Regions from separate parts of the Homo sapiens genome. Here region 2 is linked to region 1. A link is a loop called in an ENCODE intact Hi-C map of the cell type or tissue named here. Cell type or tissue: dorsolateral prefrontal cortex. All regions are shown on one strand. Each heading gives the region's core, and the rest is flanking DNA. Links, peaks and the distances in the headings are about the cores only. Region 1 overlaps TAF4 (TATA-box binding protein associated factor 4). Region 2 overlaps CABLES2 (Cdk5 and Abl enzyme substrate 2).

What was found. Hi-C counts contacts between places; a loop is a spot of excess contacts. Peaks named below come from ENCODE experiments on the same cell type or tissue, not always from the same donor. Only the 100,000 strongest peaks of a DNase experiment are listed, where the experiment ranks them.
Region 2: it touches region 1 in a loop (2.8-fold over the local background); 27 of 110 quality-filtered maps call a loop at or near these places.

What each region holds. Positions count from the first base shown.
Region 1 is chr20:62,003,430-62,006,355 of GRCh38, reverse strand. TAF4 (TATA-box binding protein associated factor 4) reads left to right here. Exons shown (of 15, transcript NM_003185.4): 8 at 2,478-2,625. Among named protein-coding and RNA genes, the nearest start is that of MIR1257, 51 kb to the right of the region's middle. RefSeq lists enhancers at 1,985-2,485, 2,486-2,926. In dorsolateral prefrontal cortex, for the core only: no CTCF peak of the experiment used is centred there; no DNase peak of the experiment used is centred there.
Region 2 is chr20:62,389,015-62,391,890 of GRCh38, reverse strand. It overlaps CABLES2 (Cdk5 and Abl enzyme substrate 2), which reads left to right. Exons shown (of 10, transcript NM_031215.3): 9 at 438-642; 10 at 780-2,876. The coding sequence ends at 920. Among named protein-coding and RNA genes, the nearest start is that of RPS21, 3.4 kb to the right of the region's middle. In dorsolateral prefrontal cortex, for the core only: no CTCF peak of the experiment used is centred there; a DNase peak (open chromatin) is centred at 1,446; H3K27ac peaks cover 857 bases.

The sequences.
Region 1 (2,926 bases), core at 118-2,617:
TAGAAACCAGAGGTTGAGGCCCTGGGATGTTGTATTTTGTCTCAGTAAAATGAAATAGTTGAGTTGGCTTTGAACCACCGGCACGTCCCCGCCCTGCCTTGTCTGGGGATGTTACTGGTGTAAATGAATGCAGCGTGCTTTTAGAGGATCTTGTAGATAGATGTTCTCTTGGATTAGGAGCAGCGGTCCAAGCGTAAGACACGGGCACCTGCGTGGGACAGGTGGGCAGGAGACTGGAGGCAGGGTAGCAGCTCACAGCACAGGGTGGATTTAGGTGAGTCCCGGGAGGCGAAGCCGCGGCTGCTCATAGCGGTTCACTTATGTGCAGTTTGGATCTGGCTTTCTTGGTTTTATAGTCATGACGTTTGCTCTGCAGCTAGAGAAAGGATGTCTTTGCCAGAAGAATTACATTTTGAGCACATTCCCTTTCATGGGCAGAGGGATTCACCAAACGTAGAGGGGCAGTTTTAAAAAAATTTCAGAGGTGTTTTCTTCCTCTAAAGACAGCTTAAACAACAAAATGGTGCGGGCTCCCTCATCATGAGCTGGTATGTGTTGTGATGGTGTACACATCAGAACCAGCTGGGTGAGGAGTAGCCATTAGGGGGCTGGCTCTTGTGCTCTGTTCAAGTTGCATTTGTTTTTGTCTTGATAATAGCGAGGAGAACAGGGTGAAATGGCATGGAGGGAGGGTGTCCCTTATAAAGGCCAGGGAAGGGCTGAGCGCCTGTGTAAAGAGAGGGCTTCCTTGCCTGCCTTTTGACTCCAGAGGGAAAGAGATGTGCCGTGCCTCTTGCTTTAGTGTAAGGACAGAACTTCCCTGTTCACTAGTCAGTGGAGCTACTTTACCCAAAAAGGTGGGTTCTGTTTAAGCAGGCACAGCCTGTGGGCAATCATTTTCTTGCCAAGTTTTGACCTCTGGTGCTTAGTCACACACAAGCAGCATGGGTGTTTTTAGAATTAGGTGCTGTGTTTGGCAGCAGGATCACCTCTGCATTCTGCTTCCCTGGGCTCCTCCTGACCACGTGTGAGTCTGCAGAGCACAGCCAGTGGGATCCAGGGCATCCAATCCATTGCCTGCACCCTGAAGCCTGTGGAGGCAGAACCCAGGCTTCTCCCTGATTCGATGACAGGCTCCCTGCACCGCAGGGCCTGGCCCGGGCATTTGATGGCAGGTTCCCTGCGCCGCAGGGCCTGGCCTGAGCATTGCCTGAGCTGCCTGAGGCTCTTCCTGTCCAGTGTGGGTGTTCCTGTTTCGTTGGAGACATGTTTGCATTATAGGCCGCTTCCCCAGGTCCCCACACATGTTCTGCAGCATAGAGTTTACCTGCCAGGGCACCTTTGCAAAATGGTAGCGACTAAATTCTGAAGCACCTGGGCCCAGAGGTTTGAGGCCAGGCCTTATGGACTTGAGCATTGGCTTTTGACAAGGATGCCAGTGTCTCTAGGCCCCAGCATCCTGGGGACAGGGCCAGAGCATAGGCCATGGTCAGTGCTGCCAGGTTTTGGATCTCTGCCTTGTGCCGGAGGTGAGAGTGAGAGGCAGGATGACAGCAGAGCTGGGCAGACCCTGCCACGAGGGGCCCAGCAGGGGCTGGGCGGACAGAGCTGGCCATGCTGGGAGCAGTGGGTGGAGGCCCTTGAGGGCCAAGTTCAGGCAGGACTTAGGAACTCTAACCCCACTCCAGTAGAAAAGCCCTCAGCCGCCTTACAGAAAATTCAGAAAGGGAGCTGGGTTTGGTAGCTCATGCCTGTAATTCAGCACTTTGGGAGGTCAAAGTGGGAGGATCGCTTGAGCCTAGGAGTTCAAGACCAACCTGGCCAATGTGGTGAAACCCCATCTCTACAAAAAAAAAATTACAAAAATTAGCCAGACATGGTGGGTGCCTATGGTCCCAGGTGCTCGGGAAGCTGAGGTGTAAGATCACTTGAGCCCGGAAGGCAGAGGTTGCAGTGAACCGAGATCATGCCACTACACTCCAGCCTGGGCGACAGAGCGAGACTTGTCTCAAAAAAAAAAAAAAAAAGAAAAGAAAAGAAAAAAGAAAATTCAGATGAGATAGAACCACTTGACCTGTAGCCACCAGGCAACAATGTCACCTCTGCTAATATTTGGGGGGCAGTGGTCTGCTCCATCCTGGGTTGCTGAGGTCAGCAGGCATCAGTTTGCCACCCGCCCCCTCCAGGCCCTGACCAATGCCCAGGGGCAGCTTCTAGGCAGCAGATCTGCTCCCGCTTGCCCCTTCTGTGCTCACACGGGCACCCCTCGCCCACGTCCTGCCCTGGTCTGGCCGAGTCCATGGCCAGAGCATGGTCCTGCAGCCTGCTGGGGCTGAGCTGCACACGGGGTCTTCCTAGGACTTCTTACTGGGGGCGTGGGGTGCAAAGGAAGGGAAGGGAAGAACCTCCTGCTAGGGACTGAGTGGCCCCTGGCCCTCGGGGAGCATGCTCACCATTCTCTGCTGGCTCTGCCTCAGGTCATCCAGCAGCCTCCGAAGCCAGGAGCCCTGATCCGGCCCCCGCAGGTGACGTTGACGCAGACACCCATGGTCGCCCTGCGGCAGCCTCACAACCGGATCATGCTCACCACGCCTCAGCAGATCCAGCTGAACCCACTGCAGCCAGGTGAGGGCCTCGCGGGCCCCTGGCCGCTCAACACCAAGGGCTGCTCCCAGAGCCAGCTGCCATTGGGCTTTTATTTAATTGGGTAAAATGTACATTTACATAAAATTGGCCATTTTAAGTATCTAGTTCAGTGGCACTGATTTCATTTACTGTGTTGTGTAACCATCACCACTGTCAGTATGATTTTTAATTTTATGTATTTTCCATGGTTAGCTTCTTTATCTGTAATCATTCCTGCACTTTAAAAACCTTGATGAAATACAGGAAAATAAATGCTCGAGAGGTACAGCTTACACTTTGT
Region 2 (2,876 bases), core at 301-2,800, 390 kb before region 1:
GGCTCCTGGCCACGGCCCTGTACTGGGGGCCTGCCCTGCCGGCCTCTGCCCCAGTGTTCCAGAGGGCAGCTCACTCAATACCCTGGCACCTCCCTTCAAGGCTCTTCCTAAAACCACCCCTCATCAGAGACCACTGCCCCCCACCGAGAGCAGAGCCTGTCCTCTGTGGCTCCACCCACCAGGCACAGGTGGGAGCTGCCATGGGTGCCCACCCACGGGACGGGGGAAGCCAAAACCCAGCCTGCCGGTCCCTGCCCATGCGCCCTGCCCTGGGCGTTATACATGGTACGGCGGAGGGTACCATCCCCTGAAGGATGCGGTGGTGTTTCTTGCGGCCCAAAGCTACATCGCTCCAGCCTCGGTTGGTGGTGGCAGGGGGCTGCCTCCTCAGCCCCAGCCAGAGCCCCCAGGGACATGGCTTCTGTCTTAACCCACAGCTTAAAGCGGGAGATGCGGAGCCTGTCGGAGGAGTGCAGCCTGGAGCCCGTGACGGTGGCCATGGCCTACGTGTACTTTGAGAAGCTGGTCCTGCAGGGCAAGCTCAGCAAACAGAACCGCAAGCTGTGCGCTGGCGCCTGCGTGCTGCTGGCTGCCAAGATCAGCAGTGACCTGCGCAAGAGCGGCGTGACGCAGCTCATCGATGTGAGTGCCCGGCTCGGCAGGCACTGCAGGCAGGGTCATGACATCGAGCCAGGGCCACTGCTGGGATGGGGCTGGCCGGGTGGGAAATGTGGAAGAGGGAAGGCTCCCGTGTAACCCTTCTCTCTTCTCCCCTGCAGAAGTTAGAAGAAAGGTTTCGATTCAACAGGCGCGACCTGATAGGGTTTGAGTTCACAGTGCTCGTGGCCTTGGAGCTGGCCCTGTATCTTCCCGAGAACCAAGTGTTACCTCATTACAGGCGCCTCACCCAGCAGTTCTAGCAGAGGCCCCACAGAAGGCTCAGGGCACCGAGGTGCACTTGCCGGCCTGGGAGGTGTCCCACTGAAGCCCCGCGCCTCCTCCTGCCAGCACCCCCAGCACCTGCTAGCAGGAGGCACCTGGCCTCCGCTGGTGCAGCTTTCCTTTTTGCCTCTTTGCCATTTCCTTGGAAAGAGACGTCGCTTTCATCCCCAAGTGCACCGTCCCTCCGAGGGGATTTCTGAGAATTCTCCTGCATTTTTACATAAACTAAATGTGAGGTTTGTTACTGGTATTTTTTTCACGTGCCTGAGACCAGCCTGGTACCAGGACCTTTTGTTCACAGCGTGCAGCAGCGAGCCGGCTGCAGTGTGTCTCCCCTGGCCTCGCCTTCTGCAAACCACCGCAGCCACCACAGCGTCAGGGTGGAGATCTGGGTTTCTAGACCTCACTGAACACACTGGAATGGCTGAGTTTAACTTATTTAGGCATTCATCTTGGAGATGTGGTTTTTCGGGTTCCCCAGCAGCATCTCCCGACACCAACTGTGCCGCTGGCTCCCTGCCACCTGAAGCCGAGCTCCTCCAGAGCTTTCTCCGCCCACCTCACTGCATCCCAAGTGGAGCTTTTGGTGTCCAGTTAGGCCAGCGGGAGCAGTCTCCTGATTTATTTTGATCTCATTCTTGGACTCTTGGACCTCTCTGTTCTTCAAGCATCGTGTCACTGTGAAATCCTAACGCCCCTGTGTCCTACAGACCGACGGCACAACAGACAGCTGCCCATCCCATGCCATGCTCTACCCTCTGCCTCTCACCAGGAGACACTCTGGGCCTCCAGGACAATTGCTGCTTGCCGGCTCTTATTTTTCTAAGCAATATTGTGATGGAGAAAAATAACATATTTATTGGGATTTGGTTTTTTGGGTCTTTTTTTTTTAAGGGAACAAAAAATGGTTAAATGAGGTCTGCTGAAGTTGACTTGAAAACACACTTGACCCTCAGGCAGGAGGGCACTGACCACACCCCACACAACCTCAAAGGGTCAGTGCGTCAGTGCCTTTTCTTCTGAGGCAGGAAACAGGTGCCATCTTGGCCACCTCGGCCAGGGCAGCCCACCATGCTAAAAGGACCCCAAATGGTGGTCGTTGTCCCTTCTGTGCAGGCCAGCAGGGCCCCATCTCTAGTTTTTCCACGTCTGTCTGAAGTTCTTGCAACAAATTCTGCATGGTCCAGCGCTCCAGCTAGCTGCCTCATCAAAAACACTGAATAACCAAGGACTGCTGAGTTTTTCTTCATGGGGGGTCAGCTGGTCTCAAAACTGGCCACTGCCTCAGCCACCAAGCTTTTTCCTACCACTACCTTATAAACCTGCCTGGCCCTGGAGGGGCTCTGGGACGACTTTGTCTCTAGCCCATTAATACAATACATCCTATGCTTTCTGTGCAGACTGGTGCTTCCGCAGAAAGGAGATGCCAATTCTGCTATCACAGAACTCCACCAGCAACTCCACCCGACCCCAGCAGTGGTGCAGGACAGCTGCCAGCACCCACCTGGCCCTCCTCCTTTTCCACAGCCACTCACTGGGGCCACCAAAACCCAGAGATGGCAGGTGTGTGGGACAGACTGGAGGATGAGGACAAACCAAAGCCTTTGTTCTTTCTTATTGTGGAGCGTCCCCTTCCATCAAGCAGCCTGCCCTCAAGCCAAGGATCATCCCCTGGAACCCAGTATGCACCCAGAGGGGACTCAGCTTCAAAGCTGCTCCACCATGCTGGGTCCCAGGCAGCTTTCCTCTGAAAAGCAACCTCTCCTGCCACCCAGATCCCATCTCAAGAGCTCGCCCATGTTACGAGCATGTAAAGGACTGACTTCCTAGTAACTGTTGCAGTTTACAACCTGCCCTCCAGGGACACGTCTCCATGGTTTTTCCTACACATGAATGCGAGAAATGGCTGATAAGCACAGTAATTTAAGATTGCG